Linked DNA regions of Homo sapiens: regions 2 and 3 are each linked to region 1. A link is an interaction called in ENCODE POLR2A ChIA-PET data of the cell type or tissue named here. Cell type or tissue: GM12878. All regions are shown on one strand. Each heading gives the region's core, and the rest is flanking DNA. Links, peaks and the distances in the headings are about the cores only. Region 1 overlaps SLC4A5 (solute carrier family 4 member 5). Region 2 overlaps M1AP (meiosis 1 associated protein). Region 3 overlaps TET3 (tet methylcytosine dioxygenase 3).

Region 1 (5,000 bases), core at 1-5,000:
GTTGAAACAAATGGCAGAATTTCCTTCTTTTTTATGGCTGAATAATATTCCATTGTATATATTTGTATATGCCACATTTTCTTTATCCCTTCATCTGTCAGTGGACATGCAGGTTGTTTCTGTTTTGGCTATTGTGAATAATGCTGCAGTGAACATGGGCACGTGGGTATCTTTTCAAGATACTGATTTGGCTTCCTTTGGGTGTATACCCAGAGATGGGGTTGTTGGATCATATACTAGTTCTACTTTTATGTTTTGAGGAACTTCCATATTATTTTCCATAATGGCTGTACCAATTTACATTCCCACCAACAGTGCACAAGTGTTCCCTTTTCTCCACTTTCTTGCCCATACTAGTTATCTTTTGCTTTTTGTAGCCATTCTAACAGGTATGGGGTGACATCTCACTATGGTTTTGGTTTTAATTTGCATTTCCCTGATGATTAGTGATGGTGAGCACTTTTTCATATACCTATTGGCTATTTCTTTGTTGTATTAGTCCATTCTCACGCTGCTAACAAAGACATAACTGAGACTGGGTAATTTATAAAGAAAAAGAGGCTTGATGGACTCACAGTTCCACATGGTTGGGGAGGGCTCACAATCACGGCAGAAGGTGAAGGAGGAGCAAAGGCATGTTTTACATGGCAGCACGCAAGAGAGAATGTGCAGGGGAACTGCTCTTTATAAAACCATCAGGTCTCATGAAATTTATTTATTTATTGAGATGGAGTTTCGCTCTTATTGCCCAGGATGGAGTGCAATGGCGCAATCTCAGCTCACCGCAACCTCTGCCTCCCGGGTTCAAGCAATTCTCCTGTCTCAGCCTCCCGAGTATCTGGGATTACATGCATGCACCACCACACCCAGCTAATTTTTGTGTTTTTAGTAGAGATGGGGTTTCTCCATGTTGGTCAGGCTGGTCTTGAACTCCCAGCCTCAGGTGATCTGCCTTCCTCGGCCTCCCAAAGTGCTGGGATTACAGGCATGAGCCACTGCGCCTGGCGAGATTTATTCACTATCATGAGAACATGGGAAAAACCCACCCTCATGATTAAATTACCTGCCACCAGGTCCCTCCCATGACACATGGGGATTATAGGAGCTACAATTCAAGATGAGATTTGGGTGGTGACACAGCCAAACCATATCATATGTCTTCTTTAGAAAAACATCTATTCAGATCCTTGGCCTTTTTTTAAGGGTCTCACTGTGTTGCCCAGGCTGGACTTGAACTCCTGGTATCAAGCTATCCTCTTGCCTCAGCTTCCTGAGGCACTGGGACAACAGGCACATGCCACTGTATCTGGCTTCCTTTGCCCATTTAAAAATAGGATTTTTTTCTTTTTGCTATTGAGTTGTATGAGTTCCTTATATATTTTGGGTATGAAGCCCTTATCAGATATATGGCTTGCAAATCTTTTCTCCCATTCTGTGGGTTGCCTTTTCATTTTGTTGATTGTTTCCTTTGCCATGCAGAAGCCTTTTCATATGATATTGTTGCACTAGTTTATTTTTGCTTTTGTTACCTGTGCTTTTGGTGCCATATCCAAAAGAAATCACTGCCAAGACCAATGTTAAACAACTTTTCTCCTGTTTTCCTTTAGCACTTTTATGTTTTGAGGTCTTACATTTAAGCCTTTAATCCATTTCAAGTTAATTTTTTGTCAGTGGCATAAGATGGGGTCCAATTTTATTCTTCTGCACGTGGATATCCAGTCTTCTCAACACCATTTATTGGAGAGACTAATCTTTTCACCTTGTGTATTCTTACCACTCTTGTCAGATACTAGTTGACCATGTATGTGTGCATGTTTCTGTGCTTTCTATTATATTCCCTTGGTCCACGTGCCTGTCTTAATGCCAGTACCATACTGTTTAGATTACTATAGCTTTGTAATATAGCTTGAAATCTGGAATTACATCTTCTCAATTAATCCTCACACCAACAGTAAAAGGGAGATATTATTATCCCCATCTTCAGATTGTGAAACTAAGATTCAAAGAGATGTAGCATAATGCAGATGTTAATCAGTGAATGTGGGAAATAAAAACAGATCTATTGACTCCAAAGACTGTGCTTGCCCTTTCACTACATTGCTTTCCTTTATAAGATGTCATTGGTCAGTCACCATATTGGACCCTGGCTGATAATGATGTCCTTTCAAGTAGCCAAATTGCCTCATGTTGAAAGGAATAGATAGGTAGGAAATAATAGGCCATAGCAGTTGGTTTATTTATTTTCTCTCTCTCCCTCCTTACCACACCTTCCCCCAATGTGAATATATTAATAATTTAGGAAGTCAATACTTAGTAGCCAATCAATTTTGACTGAAGCAGAACTCATATGATGAATAGAATCATCAAGCTGTGGTGAAAGTCAGTAGGAGCCAGGGTTTCTACCCTGGGGGGAAAAAATGTGTTTTCTGGCTGTGAAAACCTCTTGAGAGGCCATTAGGAGAAAGAGGATTAGAAGCAGCTTTAGAAATGTGGTTGCACTTCCACTTTTCTAGGCTGCTAATAAGAACTGGAGCCAGTTTAAGAGAAACAAGGTCAGTCAAGCCCAACTGGGGTGTGTAGACCCTGGAGTCTCAGTATTCTCATCTGGAGAGTGAAAGATTGTTGCAGGGTGGCCAATTGTTTCAGTCTGCCCAGGACTGAGACTTGTCCCAGGATGAGGGAGGAAGGACTTTCAGTGCTAAAACCAGATCGGTCCTAGGCAAACTGCATGGTTGTTCATGCCAGATTGCTACGAGTTGTTAAATGAGAGATAAATAGATATTAGATACCTCACATGGTGCATGGTGCATGGTAGGCACTTAACATATAGTTGGTTCACTTTATACACATTAACCCAATTTAAGAGCACCACGCCCAAATCTTTTTCCTCTAAAGTGGGCATTTGTTTGATTTGGCTGCCCTCGTTGGTACTGAGAAGCTTATGAGATCCTTCTGATGGAAGGAGTGTGAAAAATATTCAAGCCTTCATCTATTTGCCAGGTATTGAGCAGCGCTGGGATCACCAAAAGATCAAAATTACCCTAAGATGAGAAGTAAAGGAGAGAAAGGCTTTCTATTAAGACACTGGAACCTCACAAGGTTCCAAAGCCTTAGGACCAAAGACATGTTTCATGTTGTCTTTCTTTTCTGATAAGAAAGGAGCCAAGGGTTAGGATAGAAAATAAGTTTATCTCTAAAACATCTCCTGCACTAAGGAGTCCCTGAGGCAGGCCACGTTTCAAACATGGGAGCAAAGACAACTGGCTTTCTTTTTTTTTTTTTTTTTTTTGAGACAGAGTCTTGCTCCGTCACCCAAGCTGGAGGGCAGTGGCACGATCTCGGCTCACTACAACCTCCGCTCCAGGTTCAAGCAATTCTCCTGCCTCAGCCTCCTGAGTAGCTGGGATTACAGGCATGTGCCACCACACCTAGCTAATTTTTTTTTTTTTTTTTTTTTTTGTATTTTTAGTAGAGACGGGTTTCACCATGTTGGCCAGGCTGGTTTCAAACTCCTGACCTCAAGTGACTCAAGTGATCCACCTGCCTCGGCCTCCCAAAGTGCTAGGATTACAGACGTGAGCCACAGTGCCTGGCCGACAATTGGCTTTCTTTTAGGGTTTGAAACTTTAAAATTGGGGTGGCTTCCTCACCTTTGTCTACTTAATTTGGATCTTGAAGGAAGTGGTGAAGAGGGGAGAAGTGAGAAAAGAGAAAAGGAGGAAGAAAAAGGAGAAAGGATAAAGATCATTCTAGACCTTTTATGCTCCCCCCAACCCTGGGGCTGGGGAAGGAAGACAAATTAAAATTACCTCAAGGAAGTCTGTTTCTACACCACTCTCTTCTTGCCCTTTAACACCTTAAAACCAAGATCGCCCCGAATTTTCAACATATACTGCATTCCCTCCCTAGCCAAGAGGGCTGTTCTCCTAAAAAACAAAAACAAAACTCAAGCAAAAAACCCTACCAGGAGAGAATCTTGAGTTAGTGACCTTAAGACCTTAAGGGGAAATGGGTTGAGAGCCTGAATTTGCAAGTGAACCAATGAAAATCCTAATATAAAGTTTTTATAACCTTATTCGATGTGGTTAACTAAAATAGACTCCAGCCTCCTCGCCACATTCTAGAATAGGCCCACACCTTTGCTTAAATGTCTGTGAATTTCCAAAGGCTTCTAGTCTCAGCGTTGCCCTGGCTCCAAGTCCCTGCTTGGTGGACTCAGTCTCACAGTGCTTCACCTTTGGCATCTGTTCTCTGCTTTCACCTCCAGGAAAGCCCAGGTATGGAGTTCTGCCCTGCTGTGGTTTCCTCAAAATTGGTCGTTTAAGGCACATAGGTGAGCAGCAGGCTTTGTTGAAGGTTCAGAACCATGGAGGGGGTTTACTTTGTAGAGATACTCAATTTTTTCTTTTTCTTTTTTGTTTTGTTTTGTGTTTTTTGTTTTTGAGAAGGAGTCTCCCTCTATTGCCCAGGCTGGAGTGCAGTGGTATGATCTCTGCTCACTGCAACCTCTGCCTCCCAGATTCAAGCAATTCTCTTGCCTCTGCCTCCCGAGTAGCTGGGACTACAGGCACCCGCCACCACACCTGGCTAATTTTTGTATTTTTATCAGAGGCGGGGTTTCACCATGTTGGCCAGGCTGGTCTTGAACTCCTGACCTCAAATGATCCACCCACTTCGGCCTCCCAAAGTCCTGGAATTATAGGCATGAGCCACTGCACCTGGCCGAGATACTCAATTTTTAAAATGAGATATTAGATATCCCTGTTCTTAAAAATCCTCTGGCCACTGAAGGTTTCCCCTTGGCCACCTTCCTCTGTAGTTTCACCTTCCTACCATATTTTTGGCAACTCCCACCCCCCATCACTGCCCTCCTGAGTCTCCTCGTATCTCCTTGCTTCTCGGTTTCTGAGCCCCCTCTCCTCAGCGCCCCCTCTCCAACACACACACACTCACTCCACTCACTTTACCTGTCATATGATTTACCTCGGTCTCTCTCACCT
Region 2 (10,555 bases), core at 2,344-7,343, 270 kb before region 1:
TAGCTTAATCTCCTTGAAGCATTCCCCTATCACATGTTTTTCTATGTATCAATACTCAATCACGTATTACACCTTGCCTATTCTATCCCTATAGCATCTGTTATCACTATCCTAATTCAAGCCCTTTTAACCTTTCCTTTAATACTGCAATAATCTCTCAACTTGTCTCAATGCTTTTTTAGTGCTTCCCATTCCTAGTCCATTTCACATAATGCCAACAGATTAATCTTTTGATTAATCTGATTCAGCACTGATTCTGCCACTACTCAGCTGAAAAATACTTTGTGGCTTACTATTGTTTATCCATAAAGTCCATATTCCTTAGCCTAATATTCAAGGTCCCACCTTATCTCCCATTATTCCCCTTCATGTACCATACACTCCAACCAAATTAATACAGAAACCTTAAATTTTTCCACCTTTGAGCCTTTGCTCATGTTGACCTTTCTCTCATCTCTGTGTGTTCAAATCCTACCCTATCCTGAAAGACCAAACTCAAATGGTACTTCTTGAATGGGAGCTCTCTAGTTTCTTCCACTTGTCATTAGACATTTGTATGCTGTTTCTTTTTGGAGAAAAACATATTTCAAATAGGTTTTTAAATATAGGATCCTATGTTTGAGATTAAAGTCTCAGATATAATTTGACTACCCAAACTCCAGATTGACATAGTGCCTTTTCTATCGCTTCCCCACTTTACTAACCAATTCCTAGGCTTTGGTCAAATTTAGGCCCAGAATAGAAATTCCCCCCTTTCTTACTTCTCTTTTTGGAGGAGTCAAGGCAAGGCAGTTTTCTAATATGTTGTAGTAAAATATAATTTGTGTTGTCCAGGAAAATCCTGGACTGTGGAATCAGACGGCCTTAGGTTCCTGACGCTTTTTTTATTTCCCGACTGTGTGAACTTAGGCAACTTGCTTACCCTCACTAAGTATTGGTGTATTCATCTATTTGTAACCCTAACAAATTTAATGGCCCCTACGTGGCTTAGTCTCTGCACAAATGGCATATATGGAAGCACTATCAGAGGCCCAAAAGTAAATTTTAAAGTGATTTGTGTATTCAAAGGACACCAAAAAGGATCTAGTTCATAACCCATAATGACATTTCTCAAATTTTCTTCCCCCACTCCTCAATTATCTCTAACCTGAAGCTGTTCCTAGAACCTTTCACACACACACACACACACACACACGCATGCACACACACACATACACACACACACACAAATTATCTCTACCTCCTCAGTCCCTGTTCTCTCTCAATCCTCTTCCTCCCTCTCTCAGCCATATATTATAAATTGACTTAGCCTCTCTGACATAATGTAGTCCTCCTCTCTCTCAGGTCCTGTCTCTTTCTACCTATTTAAAATACTAAGAAATAAAGCTGATAAGGCTTCTCCTTTAATCAATAGAAGTAGAGTGAGGGAGGGCTGGGCACAGTGACTCACACCTGTAATCCCAGCACTTTGGGAGGCAGAGGTGGGCAGATCAACTGAGGTTAGGAGTTCAAGACCAGCCTGGCCAACATGGCGAAACCTCATCTCTACTAAAAATACAAAAATTAGCTGGGGGTGGTGGCACATGCCTGTAGTCCCAGCTACTCGGGAGGCGCGAGAATCACTTGACCCCAAGAGGCAGAGGTTGCAGTGAGCCGAGATCGCGCCACTGCACTCCAGCCTGGGTGATAGAGTGAGACTCCATCTCAAAAAAAAAAAAAAAAAAAAAGTAGAGTGAGGGAGAAGGTGCATGACACACACATTAGTAACTCTTGTCCCATCACATATAAAATATAGACAATAAAATATACCTCATGTGGTTTTTAAGATGATTAAATATTGCGTGTGTAAAGCACCCAGCACATGTCTAACACATGATTTCCACATAGTGGTTGGTTAGCAGTTCTACAATTTCCATTTGTTTCATTTTTGTAGATTCTAATTCTCTGAAGAAATTCTCCATATTTTCATCTAATTTCTTAAATATACTAATCATGGTTATTTTAAGGTTCTTGTCACCTAACCCCAATACCTGGATCACTTATGGATTTGTTTCTATTGTCTCTTTTTTCTCTTGGTTTTCAGACATGTGGCACATGTCTTTTGTCACACCTGGCAATAACATATATAAATAAATTGTAGAGACTCCAGCTGGTGTTAGCTTTCTCTAGAGAGGGCTCACCCTTCCCACACTAGGCAGACAGAGTGGTGGCTGAGCATCCTGTTTCACTAGAAACTGTGCTGAGTCAAGGCTGGGCTGCAGTCCTGCTAATGCTCAGTCTATCCAGGGTTTGTTCCTGGCCCTCCAGAGTTTTCCACTGAAAGCCTGGTGTATTATGTATATCCCCTCCCTTTGGAAGGTCCCACCTCTAATCACTGGCTCCCAAGTCTGCTAAAACATTCTACTTTTTGGAAGCTTTCTCCTTAAGTGTTTTTGCCTTTTGCCCCATGGAGCCCTAATATTTGGCAAATGTGTTTGGGGGAAAATTGACTTGATTCCCATCCCTTCCCACCACCAAGTCTCCACCAAAAAATCTGCTAGTTTCTCTGTTCTCCTGAACTTGCCTCCACAGGTGGAAGTCTTGGATTCTCAGCTTCTCCAACCACCACTACCACCATGCCCTCTGTCCCAGAATCAACATATACTCCCAGGGTATAAGCAGCTGCAATAATTCCCTCATCTCTCCGGACTCTTCCTTCTCCAGAGGCTTAGCTACCTCTAGATCTCATTGCCTCAGCAACTCCTTACTGCCTTCCAACAAATTATCCAGCTTTTCCGATTGTTCTAGGCAGGAGAACCAGTCTGCCTCTGGCCACTGTAACCCACTTAGATGCAGAAGTAGATGTTTATTAAATGCTCATTTATTCCCCCTTTGCTATCTGTTCAGACATAACAGCACATCTTCTAAGTTCCCCTTAGCCAGTTGGCCGGCTTCACCATGTTTTCATTTTCAGGCTCCTGGATTTCCTTACAAGTGTGGGTATTGCTCAGTTTATTCAACCACTGCCTCTTCACTTGCCCTTAAGTCGTAGTGATTAGTGCCAACGCACCAGTCCTCGTCGACTATAAATGTTGTGTAACTTTTCAAATTACATTTTACACATACTCTAAGCCTTAGTCAATCACAGGCTTGTTATTTCATTCCCTGATTTTTCACTTGAAAATTGTTTCTGTCTTCCTCACAGATTATTTTGCTTTATTCAGGTATTTCACTTGCTTTTCCTCAGAAAATGATCACTTCATCAGATAGGCAAGACTTTTCCCAGTCTTTTCTGAAAAATATGTGTTGTCCACCACTCCCGTAAATGTCACTCTTAGATTAATACAGACCACAAGAAAGCTATGTGTTTTGGCAGCATTCTTTGGAGCTTTTATAGATCTATATCTAAGAATTATTCACGTATTTTTAATTTAACAAAGTTAAATAAACATTCATAATTAAATGTAGTTTTCATTTTGAAAAGTTAACACTTCATGGTGCTTACCATGTACCTGACACAGTTCTAAACACTTCACAGCTACTAACTTATTTTATCCCCATAACCATTCTATGAAGTAAGAATTATTATCCCTGTTTTACAGATGAGGAATTTGAGGCCCAGAGAGTAAATGGTAGAGTAGGGATTGAAAGGCTGGCTTCAGGCCCCAAACTCTACACCACTCTACAGCTACATGAAATTTATCAGCATATTGATTGCAGGAGTGCTCTGAAATATATTCACTACTCAATAAGAAGCCACAGACAGCTTCTCCCACATTTTATATCAGGAAAGGCTATGGGGCTCCCTTCTAGCAAAAGTGGATGGTTTGTATTTCTGTGAGCTTATCTAATCCTGGCTGTATTATTGCCCTACTTTTATTTTTCTTTTACCCAGTCCCCTTAATTATTTATTTTATCTTTTTATGCTGTTCCATTTTTCTAAACTGGCATAGCTGTTTTGTGGAATGTGGTAGGAAATAAATATATAAATAAAATTAATTTTTTCCAAGTCTTTATGAGATCAATCTATCCATTGCCAGGAAAATATCATTTCTATTACCAAATCTTGCTGTATAGTCCTAGTTATGTAGCTAGTGACTCACTTTCCACATCCTCATTTCAATTACAAAGTCATGTCTGTGTGAACTAGAAAAAGAAATGAAAATACCACCTAGGTCTTTCAGTTTCCTACTTAAAATGTCAGAGTCTCTGGAGACACATTCCAGAGCTTTACAGTCCATGTCTGCCCTAATTGGCCACAGAAGTTACAGGATTCAAGCCATGATGTGTTCAGCAGGAGTCTAAGTACACAGGCAATGAGCCAGTTGGGCTATAACTGGGTGGGGAGATGGAAAGTGCTTGGTTAAATAGGCAAAGACTCAAGACCAAGAATCCAAGCTGAGAGTGGGGTGATGGCAGGTCAGGAGCCATTCGAGAACAGAATGATGGAGGTTACAGTGTAGCATCTGGGCGGGTGGGGGGGATAGACAGGTGCTAGAACAGCAGCCTAGCGTGAGTCAGTGGGCTTCCTGTGACCTAGCTTTGTCTGTTTCTCTTGCTTCATCTTTCACCTACGCCCCTCGCATCTTCCCCCCAGTCACACTAATAAATGACTGAATGTTCTCCAAATATGCTGAACTGTTTCACACCTCCACACCTTTTTTCATGCTGTTCTCTTCCTTTTGCCTCTGTCTACCTGACAAATATCTACTCATTTTTTTCCAGATCCTGCTTAAATAATTTCGGTATGAAGCCTTTCTTGCCTCCACCACAGCCTATCCCCATTCATCTTTCTTGCCTTTCCACACCCATGTACTTGTTGCCACATCTATCTAGACCTTTTGCACCATAGCTCTCTGATATGAGAAATGTCACATTACTATATTTTTCTAAATCAAATTTAGAAAGCATTGGTTCCCAAGGGCCAGGATGTTGACACACGCAATATCTTCATGGGTGCCTCTACCCCTAGGATCATACCCAGAATCCAAAGAGCTTAACACAGTACAGAAAATGTGGAAAATGACCTTCTGGTCTTCAGCACACCTCCCAGGACAATAGTGAATAGAAGTAGCAAGAGCAGACATCTCTGCCTTGTTTCTGATGTTAGAGGCAGAGAATCCACTCTTTCACCACTACATATGAGGTTAGCTGTGGATTTTTTTATAGAGGTTTTTATCAGGTTGAGGAAGTTCCATTCTACTCCTAGTTTACTGAGCATTTTTATTATGTAAGGGTGTTGGATTTTGCCAAATGTTTGTGTGTGTGTGTGTGTGTGTGTGTGTGTGTGTGTGTGTGTGACGGCATCTCACTCTGTTGCCCAGGCTGGAGGGCAGTGGTGTGATTTCGGCTCACTGCAACCTCCGCCTCCTGGGTTCAAGTGATTCTCCTGCCTCAGCTTCCTGAGTAGCTGGGACTACAGGCACGTGCCACCACTCCCGGCTAATTTTTGTATTTTTTTAGTAGAGATGGGGTTTCACCATATTAGCCAGGCTGGTCTTGAACTCCTGACCTTGTGATCCACCCACCTCGGCCTCTCAAAGTGCTAGGATTACAGGTGTGAGCCACCACGCCCGGCTGCCAAATGTTTTTTCTCCATCTATTGAGATGATTATGTAGTTTTTGTTCTTTATTCTGTTAATATAGTATATTACATCAGTTGATTTGAGGGTATTAAACCAGCCTTAGGGATAAATCCTACTTTGTTGCAGTATATAATTCATTTTATATGTTGCTAAATTTGATTTGCTAATATGTAGTTAGGGTTTTTGTATCTATATTAATAAGAGATATTGATCTATAGTTTTCTTTTCTCATGATGTCATTGTTCTGGCATGGTTCTGTGTACCCACACCTAGTGCTTGGAACATAATAGGCGCTCAATAAATTCTTTTTTTTTTTTTGAGATGGAGTCCCGCTCTGTCGCCCAGGCTGGAGTGCAGTGGTGTGATCTCGGCTCACTGCAACCTCCACCTCCCGGGTTCAAGTGATTCTCCTGCCTCAGCCTCCTGAGTAGCTGGGATTACAGGCATACACCACCATGCCTGGCTAATGTTTTTGTATTTTTATTAGAGACCGGGTTTCACCATGTTGGCCAGACTGGTCTCAAACTCCTAACCTCAGTTGATCTGCCCGCCTCAGCTTCCCAAAGTGCTGGCATTACAGGCGTGAGCCACTGTGCCTGGCCTGAATAAATTCTTAATAGACAAAAAATTCACAAGTAAATGCACGAATCAATGTAAAAATAGAAGATTTAAAATAATACTAATAATCCAAATCCTGAGCCCCATCAGAAGTTACTTAAGCCAACTGAAATGGAGTCCCCTGAAACTTCCTGGTTTCTATCCCTTCCAGGCTTAAACAGGCCATGTCCTCAGAGCAGGGGCAGGTCCAACCCACAATCCACATACACACACACCATGATTTGTATACCATTTATTTCCAACATGATGGATTTTAAGCATCAAGCTGACTTTCCTGCACATTTGGATTTGTTCTTCAGGAAGACAGCACATCTCTAGATAGAAGCAAAATGCTAAGAAAGCATGAACTTCTGAAGGCACGCATAAAGCTCTTGGCACAGTACCTGGTGCCTGATAAGCATTCCTTTAAAGTTTGTAATTATGATTATGACTAATTTTCCCATGCCCAAATCATCTGTCCCACCCCCAAAACCTTCTAGTGAGGATGCATCATGCCTCCCGAATTATCAGTCAAGTCCTACCCCACAAAGAGGTCAGCAACCGCAGGAATGGTACATACCTGTTTTTCTTGGAGCTGTTAACAGGTTTCCTACCACTTGCTGTGCCTACCAGACCTCCTCAGAGCTCCGCACTGCACAGAATGATGACACTGCTTTAAAGTGCAGAGCCTCCCCTACACCCACCCCAGCATGTGTCCCGTGGGGTCTAACTCTCATGCTACAGCAAGTGTTTTCTGTCTCACTGTGTCACTTTCTATTTGTCTTCCACAAGACACTGATAATCCTCTTTCCTCTAAAAATCTTTTCCCCCTTTTTGCCTTTCCTCTTTTATTATTTGTCTCAACTTTTCATATAAGAGTAGCCAGAACTCATGTGTTTTCTTCTATCTTATGTAGCAGGGAGGTTGTTACGGTTTGTACCAGATGTAACTGAAGATCACCCCCAGTAAGAGGACACAGTTTGAGATGATTATGATAGTTCTAACTCCATATTTCCTGGAGTTTTGTGTTTTTTGTTGAAAAGCTACCACAAAAAAAATTGCCTCATTTTCATGGCTCATTTAAAAGGGTACATCTACAAAATCTTCTCAGAAGTCTGGTTGTCTCTTCTTCTTACCCATGCCCTAACCTCTGCCATCACCATGGCACATGGCAAAGTGCCACCCTCTGTTCCATAATAACCCATCATCCACAGAGGCACTGCCCCCAGAATCCTGACTCTTCTTGTCCTGTGATTGGCTGAGATGATCTCAAGGGCCCTGCACCCACCCACCTCTCCCTCTGCTCTTTCTTTATGTTTTTTTTTTTTTTTTTTTTTATGTTTTGAGACAGAGTTTCGCTCTTATTGCCCAGGCTGTAGTGCAATGGTGCAATCTCAGCTCACTGCAACCTCCACCTCCCAGGTACAAGCAATTCTCCTATCTCAGCCTCCCAAGTAGCTCGGATTACAGGCATGCGCCACCACGTCCAGCTAATTTTTTTGTATTTAGTAGAGATGGAGTTTCACCATGTTAGTCAGGCTGGTCGAGAACTCCTGACCTCAGGTGATCCACCCGCCTCAGCCTCCCAAAGTGCTGGATTACAGGTGTGTGCCACCGCTCCCGGCCCTGCTCTCTCTTTCTCCTCCCACTTTGCAGGCTGCTTTCACTGCCTTCTCTCTATCTGTCTGTCTATCTATCAATCATCTATCTATCTTTATTTATTTAATTTTTTGTAGAGTCTTGGTATGTTGCACAGACTGGTCTTGAACTCCTGGGTTCAAGCAGTCTTCCTGGCTTGGCCTCCCAAAGTGCTGGGATTACAGATGTGAGCCACCACATCTGGCCTTACTACCTTGTACCCTCTCTGGACATTCCAGGGATACTGCCCAGTCAGCCCATTCTAATCCCAGTTGTTAGCAAACAACCAGACTTTATTACCCTCAAAAGAAGAACTGAATTTCTACAACAGACAACACCCCATACAAGTCTTGGTTTCAAGACACTGCTTTTTTCTTTTTCCTTTTGAGACAGAGAGGGTCTCACTCTGTCACCCAGGCTGGAGTGCAGTGGTACAATCATGGCTCACTGAAGCCTTGATCTGCTAGGCTCAAGGAATCCTCCCACCTCACCCTCCTGAGTAGCTACGGGTACAGTCACGCACCATGGGCTTCAAGACTCTGTTTTTAAGAATTATAATTCTTAAAAGTCCACATGTATGCTGAATGTGGTAGGCCCCTCTGGGATGAACACCTACTTCAAGTTACAGGGAATTTCTTAACTTTTCTCTCCATTGTTGACCCTTTTATATACTCTCTCTGGCATATCTCAAACCAGGGAGGAAGAGTAGTACATTGTGATATTGATGATTCATGCAGGAAGTCCCTCCCTACCAGGGCCGAAGTTAAATGGCTCTGCCCTCCTCAGCACCCCTGGAAGTCAGGGAAACTTCAATTGGGACTGATCCTCAAACCATGCCATAGACTAAAGATGAACCAGTATTTCTGTATGTCCTTGTTTCAGAAAAGGGAATGGCTGCTGTTAGCCAAGGGGGAACCACCGGGCCCAGGACACAGCCAGAGAATTCCTGCCAGCACCTTCTATGTGATCATGCCGTCACACTCCCTCACACTGCTGGTAAAGGCGGTGGCCACGCGGGAACTGATGCTGCCCAGCACCTTCCCCCTGCTACCTGAGGACCCACATGATGATAGCCTTAAGAATGTGGAGGCAAGTGGAGCCCAGATCTCATGGGACAGATCTAGAAGCGAATGGAGTTTGAGAAAGGGATGAGGGAGAGGAGTGAGCCCATGAGGGAATGGATGCGGAGCTGAAGGAGTGTGGTAAGAGAGTAAGAAGAGAAAGCAAGGATAGGCAATTATGCCAGAAGAAGGAAGTAAACACTTAGATTATGGCAGCAGGGTAAGGAGTGAAATAGAATGGAGGGAAATGAGGTTTGAGAACAAAAAACTGGGAGAGAAAAGGGATATTGGCATCAGTGATGACTGGGAATTAGAGCCATCCTGGAGGACACACGACATGCACACGGACCTGAAATCTGAGGAATGGGTGGCTGTGAAGGAGAAAAGGGAGCATCACAGAGTGGAAACCTGATGTCAGGCCAGGGCACAGGGAGGCAGGGGAGGAAGCCACAACACCAGCAGGTCCAGCTCCTGGGGATGCACTGGACGCTTGTTTGGTTTGGTTTTGTCTTTGCGCAGACTGGTTCTCCTGCCCCCACCTCCTCCCCAGAGAGGAGATTGTGAAGTTAGACAAGGGAGAGCAGAACTTTGGGAGGGAAAGGAAAGAAGACACAGTGGAAAGCAGAAGAAAAAAGAAGGGAGAAGGGAATAAAAGGAGACCCAAAAAATCAGCCTTTGTATGGGTTTTCGTGTCTTTGTGTGTTTTTGTGCCCGAGTGTGTCTGTGGTTGGGTCTCTAAATTGGTGGCAGTGGGTGTAGATGCGCCTGTGCACATCTGTGTGCTGGTGTGTTCTTAGGGGTCTGTCTGCATTGCACGTGTGCATATGTGTATACCTGTGTTTGCGCTCATTTATGTTTGTTGAGAAAAGGCAGCCAATGTAGGTGCCCAAAATAGGAAGGGCTTCAAGATGAGATGTGATAGATGCAGATGCAGAGGAGCAAACAACTCTGAAAGCCATTTTTACCTCCTTCTTTTTCTTCTTCTCCTCCTCCTCCTCCTCCTCCTCCTCCTTCTCCTCCTCCTCCTTCTCCTCCTCCTCCTCCTTCTCCTCCTCCTCCTTCTCCTCCTCCTCCTTCTCCTCCTCCTCCTTCTCCTCCTCCTTCTCCTCCTCCTCCTTCTCCTCCTCCTCCTTCTCCTCCTCCTCCTTCTCCTTCTCCTCCTCCTCCTCCTCCTCCTCCTCCCCTCCTCCTCCACCTGTTTCTCCTCCTTCTCCTTTTCCTCTTCCTGGGATCTGGATTCTCTATATTTGCTCTGCTAGTCTCCCCAGGCTAAGAGTGGGAGGGCTGGCTCTGGGTAGGGAGAACTGGAACCACGTCGCTGCTGGCTCGCTAGCTTAAATGCAGCAAGGACAAGGCCTGGGATTGTGCTCTTGGCTTGGCGGCCACAGAGACACAGAGAGAGGTGGGCACAAGTGGCCATGGCCTGCTCAGTGTCTCACTTTGGGGCCAGTGGTTCCTGGCACAGGATGTTGTGGCCGGAAAACCTGACTGCACAGGAATGTTGTGCTCCTGTATCCCCTCCTCCCTTTCCATTCAGCTCAGCTCACCTCTAGGCTGAGAACTCCATGTACTCGCCTTGCAGGCTGTGAGCACCCTGCCCTGCAGGGTAGCCCACTGACACACCCTCCCTCCATGCTCACAGTGGATCCCTTGTAGCATTCATGTGCGCCGGCCCCCTCAGAACCCCTGGACATG
Region 3 (5,000 bases), core at 1-5,000, 260 kb after region 1:
ATATCAGCTTTTCCCTGACCCCAGTGGGAGACTACTTTTCCGAAGTCTAGGAATGTGGCAGATCACCCAGCACTCTCTTCTTTCTTAGAAGCCTAAACTAATGTGGCTAACAAGGCTATACAATCTGAAGTGGTCAAATCTTACATGCTTATGTAGGAAGACGGAAAGAGCATGCATAACCAAGAAGAAACACCCGAGAGTAGCACAGATTTACAAAAACAGTGTCAGGGAGACTAATGCTACATGAGTGGAGGCTTCCCCAAAATGGTCAAGACAACTAAAAGGGATTTAAAAAGTTATTTTTGGTGTGTGAATAAGAACAAGGAAGGGCTAGGATGGCTCTTGTGCCTCTGAATTCCCTGGGAAGGAAAATGCTCCTCGGACCAAAAAGAGGAGAAAGGGAAAAGTAGATGTAGATATGAGGTAAGTGAAGCCAGTATGGATAGGAAGATCTTAAGAAACTCTAAATTCCCATTTCCCAACCAAGAGATCCCACTGATACCTTTCTCAACACCTGTCAGTAATGCTGGAGGAAACCTGCCAGCAGGAGACGGGGCCAACAGGCAAGAGAAGGAGAAGCGTCCTTCCCAACTCTCAGTCTGCTGCATTTAAGAACAGCCCAGGTAAGAACCACAAGGAGTCAGGTCCACAGAAGGCCATTAACCTACCAACATCCAAACAATCTTAGTGCTTTGAGTCATGGGGTCATTGGACAGTAAATGGGGAGATACTGTGGCTGACAGGTCACAAAGGTGAGAGCTTCGGGCCAAATCTCCCACAAGTTTGTTTTACTTGCCTATATGGTGTTAATGTTTTTGTTTTGCCAACATTCAAAAATCAAATTCCACATGAAACCTGGATTTTCTTGAAGATCCACACTTCTATGGGCAACTATGTCTGTAACTGAGCAGTGGCTACTCCTTACATAGGATATAACTACTCCAACTCACCCCCAGCTTCCCCACTCCACACTGCCTTCTTGAAACCAAGGCTGGGGTCAGGAATTACTTATTAATTGCTTGAATTAATTATCACTTCACTCACTTGTGTTACCTGCCAACCCCCTGTAGGCCTTTGACTTTGCAACTTCGGCTGTGGATGTTCAAGTTTCACAAGGTCTGCCATGACCCTTTTGAGGCCAGCTACAGAGAACTACAGGCTGAAAGGGCCGGTTCACCACTGGTTAAATGACCATGCTCAAAGGGTACAAGAGGTGTATCAACTGGGAGAAGGGTCTTTAGTGGTCTGCCACAGGGCTCTGTTCTTGGAACTATCCTGTTCAACATATTTATCAATAATGATAGAGAAGGCTCACTTAATAAATAAGTAGATGTTGAAAATAGAAGGGATAAAGCTATGTTGAGTGACAGAACCAGGTGCCAAAAGGTCAACAGGCTAGAAAGAAAAAAAATCTAAAAGGGTAAACAGGGTCTCATACTTAGGCCCCAAGCCACATCTGTGCAAATAAATTAAAGATGGAAGAAGCACATAATAGCAGCAGCGGTACCCATAAAAATGTCTTAGGAATCAGAAGAGGTAAAATCCTGAGAGCTAACTGATGGCACACCCAGTATGATGTGATGTGGCAGCTTCAAAGGGTCTTATAACCCAGTTTTTTTCAAAAATTTTCACTACAATCCACAGTAAGAAATACATTTTATGCTGTGATCCATTAGCTACTTATATACAAGTTTTGTAAAACAGTACTTCGCCTTAACAGATACATTAATGTATCTTTCTTCTTTATTTTTAAATGCAGGTTGCAACCTTCTAAGTTGATTTCGGGGTCTACTAATGGGTTCTGACCCAGTCTGACACACACAGCTATGACCTGACCTGAACAGGACTACAGCACAAGCAGTGACAGCCCTGCTTGTGACCCAGACAGTCCCCCACTGAATGGAGGCTTCCCTGTGGGGCCGCACCCTCTGGGCAGAGAGGAAGGCGAGCATGAGGGTTCAAAACCACAAGAGGAACAGCTCCCTTTTGGTTCTGAACAAGATAAAACTCCAGAAAGTCTTTAAACATCTGAAGGCCTACTGTTTGGGAAAAGAATTAGACTTGTTTTGAGTGGCCTTAAGGGATGGAATTAGAAAATGGGTAAAGAGAGAGAAAAGCTTAGGTTCCATCTAGGGAAGAATTTGCTTAATACTTAGAGATACTAGAAAATGCACTGAAACCAGTCCCCCTAACAACCAGAGGAAACAAGTTCTTATCAATGGAGATGCGGAAAAGAAAAGCAAGCAGCTATTTGGCAATTATCGGCAGGGAGGCAGGACAATGCCAGAGGAGGATGGGGACCAGTTTAGCCCTTTTGAAGCCTCAGCTCAGACCCATCCCAGCTCAGAAACCCTCCGCTTTTCCCCTCAATTCTCATGCCCTTCTGGGCTCCAGCAAACATCACTGTGAGATGCTCCTTTTTTTGAGACAGGGTCTTGCTGCTCTGTTGCCCATGATGGAGTGCAGTTGCGCGATCGTGGCTTAATGCAGCCTCAACTGATTCTCCCACCTCAGCCTCCCAAGTAGCTGGGACCACAGGTATGCACCACCATGCCCAGCTGATTTTATTTTTAGTAGAGACAAAGTCTTGCTATGTTGTCCAGGCTGGTGTCAAACCACTGAGCTCAAGCAATTTTCCTGCCCCGGCCTCCCAAAGTGCTGGGATTACAGGTGTGAGCCCCCATGCCTGGTCTAAATGTCTGCTTTCTGTCTGGACTTCTCAACTACCCTCCAGCTAGCTCCAACCCCTAGACCATGCCGTAAGCCCACTGAGAGTCAGCTTGTCTAAAACAGAACTGAACTCTCCCTCCTGAGAGCAACTTTCCCAACTTTCCTATTTTTGCATTCACCAACATTCCCAACCCAAATGTTACCCATATTCTTCCAATGTGTGCAGTCATTGGATCCAAACAATTCTAAATGTGAACTGTCTCTCAATTTTATCTCCTCCCTTTCCATCCCTGCCTTCCCAATCTGGGTCCTTCTGTGTGTATGTTTTAATTGTCTCACCTGACAGTCGGTCCTTTAAGCAACTCTATGTATCCCCAAGCCCCCTCCCTGACCACACATATGTGTGCATGCACACACACCACACACACACTCTTCTCCACTCTACAATCTCTTGAACATACCCTCTCTTAAGACTCCCAGCCACCAACTTCATAACTCTTCCTCATTGTCCACCCTGGCTTCAATCTTCAGTTTAAGAATGCCATTCATATGCATCGAGTGCTTAATACGTGTGACATACTGTGTGTTCCAAAGATAGCCACAACATTCCCTCCATTCCACATGCTCTTCTTACTGTGTGACTTGGACATTTCCCCCATGGAGAGGTGGGGGTCTATGTTCCCTCCTCTTCAATCTGGGTGGGCTCGTGATAATAGAAGTGATGCTACATGACTTTCAAAGCTAGATCATAAAAGGCAATTCAGCTTCTGCCTGGTTCTCTTGGGATTCTCACTCTTGGAGCCCAGTCACCATGCTGTGAGGAAGCCCAGGCCATGTGGAGAGGCCACATGGAGGAGTCAGCTGACATTCCCAGCTGAGGTCCCAGCCAACAGCTGCCATCATCTGCCAAATGTGTGAGTGAAGGAGCCCTTCGAGGATTCCAGCCCAGTCATTAAGTTACCTCCAGCTTTTATGCCTTCCTAGCTGAGACCCTAAATATTAAGGAACATATAGAAGCTACCCATGCTGTTGTCACTTCTGACTTCCCAATCCACAGAATCCCTGGGCATAACAAAATGATTACTGTTTTATACTACTGTGTTTTGGGGTGATTTGTTGCCTGACAATAGACCAGACTATGTATTTCAGGACCCCAAAAAGTTTTAAGATGAAAAGGAAGAAAAAGGCCTATATATAAGTCAATGCCCTAAATCATATCAGTGCTGTGAAAGCAGTATCTACAGGGGCCTGTGGTGGCTCAGTATATACAGCTATCTGGGCAGGTGGGCAGGTGGGTGTCCAGGAAGGTTTTATCTCAAAGAAATCTCAGAGAGGCTGGAGAAAGTAGCAGGTATTTTGGAAGAAGGGGAAGAATTCTGCAGGAGTTCCAGATGGAAGGAATAGCATGTGAAAAGGCACAGAATCATAAGCCCTGGCAGGCTTGGAGATGCATAAGCTGTTGAGTGTATCTTGATCGCAAAGGCAGGGGAGGCAGGTGTGTGGACCACAGCCTGAATGCTACAGAGAGCAGATTTACATCTCAGGAGGGGCATTCAGGCATCTTGCAGAAGACAGACTGCAGGGTTCGAGGCTGGTGACCCAAAGACCAGTTAGGAGACTATGCAACTGTCCAGATTAGTAACAATAAGGACCTGAACTAAGGCACTAGCAGACAGATGGGGATGAAACGTGGTTATGGAGGTTAAGTGATTAAATTTAGCAGTGAGACAAGGAACAGAATCAATCCCTCCCTGAGAAAGTCCTCCTTGACCAGTCCTTTCCACCACAGGCTGCCCCAGAGCCTACAGTTACCGTGCACAGCCACGTTCTGTTAGGGATCTTTTCGTAAGAGTGTATGGTCAACTACACCATTTGCTCCTAGGGAACCAGGCATCTGCCACACCTTCAAAACCTACCGGAGTCTCTAGAATGCATTCAAAAAGCTCTGTCACTGCTTCCTCCCTAGGGACCTGGCTGGTGCAAGCCTCATCACCCCTATACTTTGAGATGACCCATGGAAGCTCTAGGCAGAGTTGGTGATCTCTCTGCTATTATGGCACCCATTACAATGCACACATGGTAGAGGTCTGCAAAGGCTACAGGGGCCTCCAGAGAAGCCCAAGGTGCTAGTGCTGCACATCTTACTGCCAACTTCCAGGTGCAAACCCCTTTTCCCTGCCCTCGCTGGGTCCTCACACCCAACCCCATCAGGTTTCTTCCCTGCTTCACAATATCACTGAAAGGGGGTATGCCCATCCCAGGCTAGGTCTTCCCCAAGTTGGAGGTGTGTTCCCATCACCTAGGGGCAGCAGGAATTTGTTACTAGGAGA

Evidence for each region. Peaks named below come from ENCODE experiments on the same cell type or tissue, not always from the same donor. Only the 100,000 strongest peaks of a DNase experiment are listed, where the experiment ranks them.
Region 2: POLR2A ChIA-PET joins it to region 1 with 7 read pairs; 1 of 35 experiments calls an interaction of 5 or more read pairs at or near these places.
Region 3: POLR2A ChIA-PET joins it to region 1 with 10 read pairs; 1 of 35 experiments calls an interaction of 5 or more read pairs at or near these places.

The regions. Positions count from the first base shown.
Region 1 is chr2:74,295,076-74,300,075 of GRCh38, reverse strand. All of the region lies in intron 7 of SLC4A5 (solute carrier family 4 member 5), which reads left to right. Among named protein-coding and RNA genes, the nearest start is that of SLC4A5, 46 kb to the left of the region's middle. In GM12878, for the core only: no CTCF peak of the experiment used is centred there; a DNase peak (open chromatin) is centred at 2,515; H3K27ac peaks cover 222 bases.
Region 2 is chr2:74,560,550-74,571,104 of GRCh38, reverse strand. M1AP (meiosis 1 associated protein) reads left to right here. Exons shown (of 11, transcript NM_001321739.2): 8 at 8,682-8,888. Among named protein-coding and RNA genes, the nearest start is that of DOK1, 11 kb to the right of the region's middle. In GM12878, for the core only: no CTCF peak of the experiment used is centred there; a DNase peak (open chromatin) is centred at 4,251; H3K27ac peaks cover 1,761 bases.
Region 3 is chr2:74,038,322-74,043,321 of GRCh38, reverse strand. All of the region lies in intron 3 of TET3 (tet methylcytosine dioxygenase 3), which reads right to left. Among named protein-coding and RNA genes, the nearest start is that of TET3, 56 kb to the right of the region's middle. In GM12878, for the core only: no CTCF peak of the experiment used is centred there; no DNase peak of the experiment used is centred there; H3K27ac peaks cover 822 bases.